Linked DNA regions of Mus musculus: region 2 is linked to region 1. The links are chromatin contacts, found by Hi-C or POLR2A ChIA-PET in ENCODE. All regions are on one chromosome and are shown on one strand. Each heading gives the region's core, a stretch centred on a gene start or an enhancer-like site at or near the end of the contact. The rest is flanking DNA. Distances are from core to core; before and after follow the strand shown. Region 1 holds the start of Txndc5 (thioredoxin domain containing 5). Region 2 holds the start of Bloc1s5 (biogenesis of lysosomal organelles complex-1, subunit 5, muted).

Region 1 (5,590 bases), core at 2,925-5,424:
TATCTATCATTACAGAAGAGTTGGTGGTAAGCTGGACATCTGCAGTTGGTAGGATCAAATGTCTCGTGTTGACTATGTGAGTTTAGTTATATACAAACACTTTAAAGTGTTTGTCTATGACTATCATTTGTATATAATTGATCATTTAAAACAATGCTAGCAAGACTGTGGCCTCTTGCCTCTCTTCACACTTCACTACAGCATATCTCTTGTCACGGGATCTAAAGGACAGGGCTGGCCACCATCTTGCATGTATATCACATGTATGCTATAGCACATTGGCGTTTTGAATGAGTGCATACCACACAGCATTATGGCACAGAACTGATTTTCCTTTCTTTCTTTACCTAACAAACAAATTGTTTGTGTTTATTACATAACTAATTGCTCCAATGCCTTTTAAAAGAATCCTTTTTTGGGGGAAAAAAAAAAAGCTCACTTACAAGAGTGAAAGGCACTGGCAATTGTGAGCTTGCTCTCAAATACATTCTCAATAAAATCTTTAAGCTTCTTTTTTTACCTGACTTCCAATGCATGCATCTGAAGGCGGCATTGGAAAGTCAGCATAAAGCTAATGTCTCTTCCTGGCGGGGCTTTCCTGGGCAACTAAGACAAATCCCTGCTTTATAAAGGCCTAAATAAAACAGGATAGAGAAGGCTCAGTAATTAAGGGCATGTGTTACTCTTTCAGAGAACCCAGCACCCACATCAGGCAGGTCCCCATGCCTGTAGCTCTGGTTCTATGGAATATGACACCATCTTCTGACCTCCTCAACACACATGGCACCCAAACCCACAGAGATGTACACATGTGCATACATAAAAATAAACTATGTAAACACATAAAAGCCCAAATATAGCATCACCCCCTTTTTCTGAAGGCTTGTCAGTTATACATTCCATGCAAGTGCCAAGAATGGAAGCACTGTCCGGTGCAAACACTTGAGCATGCTAAGCACTTTGGCACTTGAAGCAGAGGGATGGGGTACCACACAGGGAAACTGTATTTGAGGATTTAACTTCTGTGAACTCAGCAAAATGAGTTAGTTCAGCAAGGTCATGGGTAGGGAAAGAGCGGATAGCAAGGAAGAATGGAGGCCCAACGGCTCCGTAAGTGTGTACACAATGGGGCCTGTGGACTTTATGCTCCCCAGTTGGCCCATGTTCCTGTTTGCTCCTCATGACATCTGGTGCCTAATCAAAGAAAGCAGATTGGTTCTAATGCTGGTAAGGAACCCAGCTATAAGATGTTGCTGGAAGATAGATGAGTGGCTGCCCTAATGGATTTTCTTTTTCTTTTTCTTTCTTTCTCCTTTTTTAAAAACTAGATATTTTATTTATATTTCAAATGTTATCCCCTTTCTTGATTCCCCCCCCCAGGAGCCCCCATCCCATCCCCCCTCCTCTTGCTTCTATGAGGGTGCACTCCCACCCACCCACTCCCAACTCCCCACCCACGCATTCCCCTACACAGGGGCATTGAGCCTTTCCAGGACCAAGGACCTCTTCTCCCATTGATGCCCGACAAGGCCATCCTCTGCTACATATACGGCTGGAGCCATGGGTCCCTCTATGTGTACTCCTTGGTTGGTGGTTTAGACCCTGGGAGCTCTGGCTGGTTGATATTGTTCTTCCTATGGGGTTGCAAACCCCTTCAGCTCCTAAGGGTTGTCCTGATGTTAGCGGAATTTGATCAGATATGCTCAGTTTAGAGTTGTAGATAGACATCCTCTATACCCTTGAAAGGGTTCTTATGAAAACAATACAAGATTTAAAAAGAAGATAAAGATTTAGTTCCCTCTAACCCAAGTTAACCTGACCACTTGGGGTCATCACCACACAGGCAAGCCTCTCCCCACCCAGGAGGACTAAAGAGTCCACTGCTTCTCTCTAACTGGCATTTCTGGTTTGGAGCCCTTGTGGATACAGCACTACAGAGACTGCCGGCTGTATTCAGATGTGGCCTGGAGCCAAGTGACAGAGCAAAGGCACCTAACCTTACCTTTGACCTAACTGTCCCTAGGTTCAGTGTGACCAGATGCTGGCACCAGATCAACAGCAGGAGGACAATCCTGCACCCACAAAGCTTAGAACAAATACAGAGACAGGTCAGTGCCATCACTACACAGTGTCCTTGCCCCAGCATCACACATGGACAGTGAACATTCCAGGCACTCACGGTGAGAAAGAAGTGGGGAGAGGACCCAGCGTAGTCTACCTTGAGTACCATGTTGTTCTTAAAATTTTGAAATCTTAGCACTCTGTAGGCTGAGACCAACAAAGTCATGAGTTCAAGGTCAGCTTGGCTACACAGAGAGATCCTGCCTCAACTTCCCCTTAAAACATCAAAAACCCAGCCTTCAAAGGCCATGGGTGGGCTCCTACATCTCTCTAATATTTTTATCAGAATAGCAAGAAGCAAACAATTGAAGGCTTATCCTAGAGAGCAGCCTCGACCTAAACGTCTGTAAGCCATAGAGTTAAAAAAAAAAAAAAGAATCTGTGGTGTATACCCCAACTGGCCAAGACTAGCTGGTTATTCATTGCATATATTCTAAACTTAAAACTCCATCAGCACTCCAGAGAACCTAACCCTGCCTGCATGTCAACTTTTCTCATAAAACTAAAAACCCTTAGATTTATTCCACCGAAATCAACTCCAATTAAGTCCTGTGGTGTACTTAACTGGAATCACTACTTTGAGACGACTTGTGCACAGAGTAACTATTAACGCGACTGACTGTGGCAGACTCCCAGTCTTTTTCTTTCAATGGTAGTTCTACAGACTCAAGTGGCTGTTCTTGGGAATGTAAAACAGTGTATCCCATTCCTGCATTCTTAACTGATAATGGCTGTGAGCCAAAATGATCCCCTCCCCCACAAAGTTAATTTAACACTAAACGAATTGAAATGCAGTAATAGCCCGCTCTAGGGTTATGGGCAAAGTTTCTCCCACTTTAGAAAAATACAATCACTGACTACATTGGATTCCACAGGCACATTTTTCTTAACTGCTTAACCCCCTGTCCTTAATGAGTCCCTACTGAGCTAGAGGAAGAGTACTTTGCTCAGCAATAAACACAGCCAGAACATCCCACATCTCAAGAGCCTGTGCTCTAAATACCGCTTTCTGCTGTGGACCGGAGAACTTCTTTCTCTGAGCATCTAGGCCCCAGTAGCAAAGCACTGCTATGTCTAGACTAATTCTTGGGGTAGTGAGGTGCACCAGGAAGCCCCAACCGAAGAATGGAAGCCTGAAGTTATGACTTTTAGGAAGAACAGTTCGACCTCACACTTTCCAAATGACCGGGCCCCAAATGAGAACAGGAGGTGAAAGAGTTAAAGGCCTTGAGAATACAGCTCACATCCACTCCAGCGTGCAGCGGAGACTCCAAAACTGGCACCTCGCTGGACTCCAGGGGCCGGGGAAGTCTCAGTTCCCGACCTAGGCTATCTTTTCCTACCCTCGACACACAAAGTGGGCAATCACATCTTGAGGGGGCCTTAGATTTCCAATCCAACCCAATATTGATGGGCCAGCAGGAAGAACCCTTCAGGATAGGGCACGTGGACGCCGGGCTCCCGCCGCGTCCGGCCAGCACAGGAAGTTTGGGGAGCTGGGCAGGGGACAGAAGCGGGGGATGCCTGGACTCCAGCAGTGTGGCGGGGTGGAGAGGCTTTTCCGGGTCTCCCCTCGGGGCCCGCCCTTCCTAGCTCGCAGGCCGGCGGCTAGCGCCACGTCAGCGGCGAGGCCCGAGCGCGGCCCACGCCCCCGGCGCAGCCTGCGCGGCCTCGCGCCCTCTCCCCGGTCCCCGGCTCCAGGTCCCTGGTCCCCGGTCCCAGATCGGGCTCCGCCGGCCTGCTGGAGCTGCAGTTACCAGGGCGCGAAGAACATGACGAAGTGCGCGGCGCTCTGGATCCCGTGCGTGAACATGTCGGCCGTATACAGGTGCTTGGCGTGCGGGTCCTGCTCGACCCCGCTGTCCGCTTCCACCTCCTGGGCCCGGGCGCCTTTGCGCGCCCCGAGCAGCAGCAGGAGCGTGGCCAGGGCCGGCAGCCCGGCCAGCGGCTGGAGGAGGCGTCCTGGGCGCGGGGGCATCGTGGCGGGGCTGGCGAGCTCTCGCTCGTGCCGCGGGTCCCCTCCGCGGCGCCGCTCCCGCCCCGGCTCCTCCCACGACCGCAGAGCCACGCCTCAATCACGCCCCCGCTCGCAGAGCCACGCCCCCTGTCCCGCCGGCTCACCTAGCAACTTGCTGTCTTCTGCTGAAAGCCACCAGGAAGAGGTCGCTTAGGTCCTGGGGTCCTTGTGCAGCACCTCCAGCGCTATCTCAGTCCGGTTCCCTTCCATCCCGCTGAGCTCATTCTCCTTCCCAAGCTCCTCATCAGCCTTTCCCTGCTAGGGACGAAGAGGCCAAGCTGCCAAGCTATGGAACAGTGGCAGCTTCTGTTGATAACTAATCAGACACCAAGAGACCCGAGAGTTTAGGACCAAGCTGAGCTGCTGTCAGCAGAAAGGAGGAAATCAGGCAAACGTGTGTGGGGTTTGCTCTTGCATAAGTCAGATTCTTAGCCAAAGCTCAACTGTGATTTGAGGGCCTGGCCTCAGGGGGTGTGATGAAACCACTTCCCAAGAGCACCTCCTCTGTTATCCTGCCCTGCCTTCACTTTGAAAAGGAAAGGCAGTCAAAGTGGCCCTTCCTTCAGGCCCTGGCTAGTGCCCTGTGTGCCCTAACTCACCCTGGATAGGAAAATGAATGGCAACAGCTGTTCTGGGTGAGAGCTAACGCCTGGGCTGGGGCGCATGGACCCACGCCAACTCTTGAACTTTAAGTCGGGTGGCAATCTAAGCTCCCTGCCCTGCCTTGAAAACCTGGAGCTAAGTTAGGGAGAACGAAACAACCACTAGACACTTGAGAGAGGTCCTAGAGCTATGCTCTGTACCGATGAAAAGGAAGCTGGCATCATAAGACATATATATGGTGATCTTTTATTGGGAAAAAGCAACGGGCATAGTAAGAAGAGTACATGGCCATCTTGTATTGGACTTCTGAGCAACACTTCTGAAAATCACCTGATCTTTATTAGCCTCAGCCTCCCTAAACCAAAAGCCTGGGTTAGCAACAGTTGGGGGTGGTGGTAAAGGGAGGGGCAGGGAAACTCACATCATCTGTAACTATTCTCATGTTAGGTTCGTCCACCTGTAAATGTTTAACCATGGTTTTCCAAACACCAAACTGCAGCATCTCTTGCTTGCCCCCTCTCTCCCTTTGTGCCCTCACATTCTGAGTAAGCACAGTTCAGCCAAACGCTTCTTCCGGCTTTCCTAACCTGAACAGACCTAAACTTGCCCATCGCAGGAGAAGTTCTATGAGCATCCTTTGCCCACGTGATTTTGACTATGGCAATTTGTTGCTCCAACTTGAACCAGCACACCAACTCTGCCCAGTAGCCTTGGCATACAGACTAAAATAGAAATCCCTGATGCTGTCCTTGAAGGCCTCCTGTGATGTGCTCTGCCATGCCTCGTGTCCTGTGAGGCTTGCTGGTGACCAGAAATCCAAGAACTCTTGCCATGTCATCTGTACTGTCA
Region 2 (5,713 bases), core at 1,267-3,766, 110 kb after region 1:
CGTTCTTCCCCGACACTGGCTTTCATTCTCACCAGCTTCTTCCCAGGTTTCTGACCAGCCCGTATGCTGTGTTCCTGAAGTGCCAGAGTGGTCTACTTCTATCATGTCACATCCCACAAGGTCCCCAAATCACCTCATCTCCAGTGAGTATCTCCTTAGGCAAGCTGTTTGTGATATTTACACAGCACCCCTACCACTATCTCTTTCCACGTGACTGAGAAGCAGTTAAGGTTTGTCGGTTTGGAGACATCTGTTTCTACAGTCCGATGATAAAAAGGAGCCACTTAAGACTCTGCAGATTAATTTAGTTCTACACAGAGGTAGATTATCAGTCACTCCTAAAACTGCAGCTGTGGGAAACTATGGGGGAACAGATCATGAAATACAGATTACCACAGAAGTTACGTTGTGTAAGGACATTATAATAAATCCATTGTAATAATTCAGAGTTTGTAAGAGTCCAAATATTAAATATAAATTCTGCTAGCATAACCATGTACGTGTAAAATATAGACTTCTATAGATATCTAACTCTAGTCAGGCTATATGCATTCTTTTACTGTTCAAAAAAAAAAGAGTACTGAAATGTATAATCCTTTGATCTCTACTTGTTTGTAACCTAATGTGAAAGCTAGACAAATATCTCCTCACAAAGACACAGAGAAGTGCTTTGATGGAAGAGCCACGGGACTACAAGATGAGACCAAACAGAACTACAACTCTCTTAGTACCTAATAAAGGGAAGGCTGTGTGTGTGGGTCCTGAGTGTGAAAGTGAGAACCAGTCTCAAAATAAAAAACAGAAAAGGGAGTTGGTAATGTAGTCTCTAGTAGTATGGTATTTGTCTAGCATGTGGGAGGCCTTGGCTTGGCTTCCAGTACTGGGGGAGTAAAAACAGTACTGCTTCAAAATTTAAAACTTCCGCCTCAAAGACACAATCAACAGAATGATAGGCAACCAGGCAAGTGAGAAAAATGCCTGCAAACACCTGCTATGGGTACTGAGGAGACAGATGTGTGTGTGTGTGTGTGTGTGTATGTGTGTGTGTGTGTGTGTGTGTGTGTGTGTGTGTGCGCGTGTGTATCAGCATTAATGGTATAGCGGCCAGCAAAGTTGCCTTTCAAGAATATATCAAGAACTATAACTCAATAACAGAATCTACTTACACGAGCAAAGGACTTAAATGGATATTAGATGACTACCTAAAAAATGGGTAGTCAGTTAAGCACATTAACCAAATATTAGAGGAAATGAAAATCACAACAGGGAGTGTCATCTCACACGCATTAGAATAACTAGTACCAAAGACAAGAGTTGGTGATGACAGGTGACTAGAAAATGGTATAGCAAATACAGAACATGCCAACTCCTCAAAAAGTTTAAAGAATAATCAAATGACCCAAAAATCCACTACTGGAGATACAGTCCCAAGAACTGAACACAGGACCTCCGAAGGATGTCTATATATTCATATTCAAAACAGCCTTATTTCCGAGAGTGGAGCTGTCCAAGTCCTCAGAGGCACTGGACCAGTCAAATTCACAGTGGCATGAGGAGTTATGGTTTAATGCATACAAAGTTTTGCAAGATGAAAAACATTTGCGGATGGAGTCATGGTGGCCCAACAACAGCCATACAACGACTAATCTTCACTGAGATTGCACAGAGAAAGAATTCTAACTTAGTCTTAACACACACACACAATACTACTGGATCCCAAATTAAACCTAAGAAACAATGTGAAACACAGTTTAAACAGTCGCAGCCAGCTCAGCTGGGGCCGCCCACAGATCTGGTAAGAGTAAAATGGGAACCGCACAGATGGTAAGCCACCACTCTCCAGGCAGTGTAGGACTGTAGCCCAAAGTTGGTGGAATAGGCGGGTTGAGCAGGGAGTTGAGGGAAGCAGTGGAAACTGCAATTGGAGGCTTCTTCGCGGTTAACGGGGACTTCTGAGGTTTAGGAATTAAAGCTAGTTGTTATTGTAATAATTTAGGTCGAAATCTACTAAGGCTGAAAGGGGACAGCTCAGACCGGTACACTGTATGGTACTGAGCGCTGTGTTTCAGGACGTTTTCCCAAGTGTTCTTCCTGGCATGACCCCCAAGGCGCAGAGGACAGAGGACGAGAGGGTGAAGGACCGAAGTCACCCTACTACGTGTGGGGCTCCAACTAGTTCCCATTCTCCGCTTGTGCGCCCTTCGCCCATTGCACGTAACTGGGTCCTGCGAGCTGGGACCTTTCGTCTCGAGGCGGGCCAGGCAGCTGAGGGCTACAGGGGAGCCGGGGAGCACCAGGAGGGGCGGTCCCCAGCACGCTGCCCCCACCCCGCACGGAGGACCACGCCCTCCACTCCGTACCCTTGATAATGAGGTGCGCCGCACCCGGAGTCCCCAGTGAGTCCCGCTTCTTGCCGCCCTGGGCGGCGTCGCACGCTACAGGGGTCTCGGTGCCTCCGCCACTCATCCCGACCAGTTCCGCCCACCCGCGGCGTCCACGGCGCAGGCACGGACCTTTAGGGAGAGAGACGCTCTGGTGTTACGTCATCACAGGGCGTCGGAGTCGTTGGGTTCGGGGAAGGCGCCGGGAGTGTAGCCGATGCGGCCATGCTGGATGAGGGCAGATGATCTGCGTATGGGAGGTGTTTGAAAATTACTTGTTTCTCGGTTATCCCATCCTACGCCGGTAGGAACTAAACTCACTATGGTTGGAGCAAGGCGCGGCGAGCAGAAGAATAACAGTAGTAGTATATACATAGTTTCTACATTGTTACTGGCCACCACTATTTTATAAAGCATTTTGACATGTATTGTCACCTTAGGGTCATCATAGCAACCTGAGGAGACAGATCATAATTTTTTTAACAAATAAAGCAACACGGTTAGAGGTTAAGAAACTCGTTTTTGTTTTGTTTAGGTTTTTTGTTGTTGCTTGGTTGGGTGTTTGAGATGGTCTCCCTAAATTAGACTAATAAGTGCTGACATTTGATATATTCCATAATGTTCATTTTCTCAACAAATTGTCATGCTTCAAAGAGAGCAATGCACGGCCTCCCAGTGGTTTTTACCTCCTCATCATCCAGGGGTTCTTCCTTAGGACTCAGCTGTGACCGCTTCCTCCGCTACTCTCTTCTGAACAATGAACAATGTCATCCTAAAGGGTCTTAGTCCAGTCTGAAGGAGGAACGTAAAGCGACATAAACGGCAGGAAGAGGAATCGTTCCATACCTGTGGATACTAGCTGTTGAGGGGATCAGGAAAGACTTCCCAGAAAAGACCAGTGTTTGTCTCCAGTCTTGAAGTGAGACATGGAGAGAATAACTAGGTGAAGCAGGAATTGGGGGATTATCGCAGAAGAAATGGTAAACCCCCAAAGGAGGACAAATAAAAAATTTAATTTCCTAGCTTTTTAATCAATATGTAGAAATCATAGTTTTCAAAGACATTTGTTATTCTCCTCACTTCCAAGAAATTTCATATTCATTTTTCTGCATTGTAGAAAAAAATTTCTTTCCCTTTGCATAATTTCCTTTATGACTGTGCACCATGAAGACTCACTACAATATGTGAAATTGAATGCTTTTCTTACATTAATGTGGCTGTTTGTTTTTTTTTTTAAATGTTGATTCTGGATTTCACCTCTGAAATTTGCCAACTCTGTGTTGTGATAAAGAAATTCTAGTTGCCATAATTAACACTTTGGAAATAGAATTGGGTCTTCAGATAGTTTCCAATAAAGCGTCAGCGAAGGCAAAGAAGCCGGAACCTGAGCTCTCTGGATCCCAGCATTCCTGCCCTCCGGCAAGGACATTCTTGGAAGCACGGCTTGGGAATTCCTGCTCTATTTCACCAGTTTCTACTTCCTGTTCTCACCAATACATTGTTACTTCTGGAATAGCAACAAGAAGACAAGGCCAGTACTCAGTACCGATTTGCAGTTACGGCTGACTTATGATACCTGTCATCAACAATGTGACATTTAAAAAATACTTTCTATGACTGAATCTGCGAACACAGACTCGAACAAGGGCTGACTTAGGAAAATCTCCATTTTCAGATGAAGAGACCTAAGGTCAGAAGGGCCACAGCAGTTCCTGCCTTCTCAGTAGAGACATGCCACATGATGGATTGTGAGGATTAATGTCATGTTTTAAGTTTAAATTACTGTGCTTAAAACATTAGAATTATAAAACAAAAAGGCCTGTAAGCCTCCCTTGCCCAAGGAATAACTTCCAGAAATAACTTCCTGGAATCCTTGGGGCTGTTATCCATGTAAGATAACAAATCACGTTTTGCTTCTTCCAACAAGCCTAATTACCCAAACTGCACAGGCTATGCTTGATCACACATAGGTGGGAGGTGTATAGACAGTAAGTCCGTCAGAATAGATGTTTGCTCCTAACCGTACACAGCCCTGTGGGTTTTGCTTTTATAAGCCTCTGACTAAGGTAATTCACTAACATTCTCTAGGCATCCCTGGTATGGACCGGCCCAGTGTCCATTATCCTGGCCAGTATTATAATAAAACTAGCCTCAAATTTTGATCAACATATTTGGTAGTGTTCTTAATTCCCACATGTGAGATTATCAGCACCTCCTGTTAGGAGACGGATTTGTTTCTCTTCACCTTGAATTTGGGCTGGCCTTGTGACTTGACCTTTGACCAGTGGAACACACGGTACTGATGAGTGGGTTCCATTGGACCGGGCAGCATCCTGCTTTGTTTTCTTGCCAGGACACTCTTGCTGGAGTGAGGTCATCATGTGTAGAAGCATACTAATTTAGACACGTGTGGAGAGAGGTTGCAAGGGGAGAACTGAGGCACACCAAGAGTCCCCACTCCTGTCCCAGAGATGTGAGAGTCATTTCCAGCCAGATGCAGTCACATGAGCTGTGTGCACCATCAGAAACTGCTAGATCAACCTGTGCATTGTGAGGAGGGAAATCTATTATTCTAAACAATGTGTCTGTGGCATATGCATGCTTGTGTGTGGTGTATGTATGTGGTGTGTGTGTGTGTGTGTGTGTGTGTGTGTGAGAGAGAGAGAGAGAGAGAGAGAGAGAGAGAGAGAGAGAGAGAGAGAGAGAGAGAGAGAGAGAAACTCAAGGAAGAGCCAAGGACTAAGTAGTGGTCTCAACTCAGTAGAGATTTTGAGGTAAGAGCAGGGAGGTCTTTCTACTGTGCCATTTCTCTGCATTTCTTGTTAACCTTCCCTCTCTGGGATGCCTTCTTTGTTCCCTCTATGTATTCATTCATTAACTAAGTTGTACAACAAAGAATCTGGCTGGGGGCCTGGAGAGATGTCTCAGCAGTTAAGAGCACTGGCCACATCTCTAGAGGATCTGGCTTCAATTCCCAGCACCCACATGGTGACTGACAGCCGTCTGTAACTCCAGTCCCAGGGGGCCTGACACCTTCTTCTTATAGGGTTGAGTTCAATTACATGAGTAATGATTTGGTCCCCTGTGCCTTTGTAAGGCACCCTGAAATCCTCTGCGGAATTCGTGCTTGCAGCCATCCATCCATGTGCCAAGAGGAAGATGCTCTTCTGAGCATCTAGCTGCACGTTGGGGACTCTTCCAAGTCTCCTCATTTGGCTGCTTATCCGGTACAATTTTATAATAAAGCTCATTGTAAACATAGCATGTTCCTGAGCTACACAGTTATTTTAGTGAAACAGCAAATCCATGCACGGCTAAGGAACCCTGCCTGG

What was found. Hi-C counts contacts between places; a loop is a spot of excess contacts on that map. ChIA-PET counts read pairs that join two places held with the same protein, here RNA polymerase II (POLR2A).
Region 2: a map of regulatory T cell shows a loop between it and region 1 (2.0-fold over the local background). The contact joins the promoter of Bloc1s5 here to the promoter of Txndc5 in region 1. A Hi-C loop is called at or near these places in 1 of 37 maps with a recorded cell type or tissue (regulatory T cell). POLR2A ChIA-PET finds 5 or more read pairs at or near these places in 1 of 5 experiments (Patski).

What each region holds. Positions count from the first base shown.
Region 1 is chr13:38,524,310-38,529,899 of GRCm38, forward strand. Txndc5 (thioredoxin domain containing 5) reads right to left here and starts at 4,175. Exons shown (of 10, transcript NM_145367.4): 1 at 3,879-4,175. The coding sequence starts at 4,099. It overlaps Gm31834 (a long non-coding RNA gene), which reads left to right and starts at 3,594. Exons shown (of 2, transcript XR_382215.4): 1 at 3,594-5,590.
Region 2 is chr13:38,632,576-38,638,288 of GRCm38, forward strand. It overlaps Bloc1s5 (biogenesis of lysosomal organelles complex-1, subunit 5, muted), which reads right to left and starts at 2,517. Exons shown (of 5, transcript NM_139063.3): 1 at 2,361-2,517. The coding sequence starts at 2,466.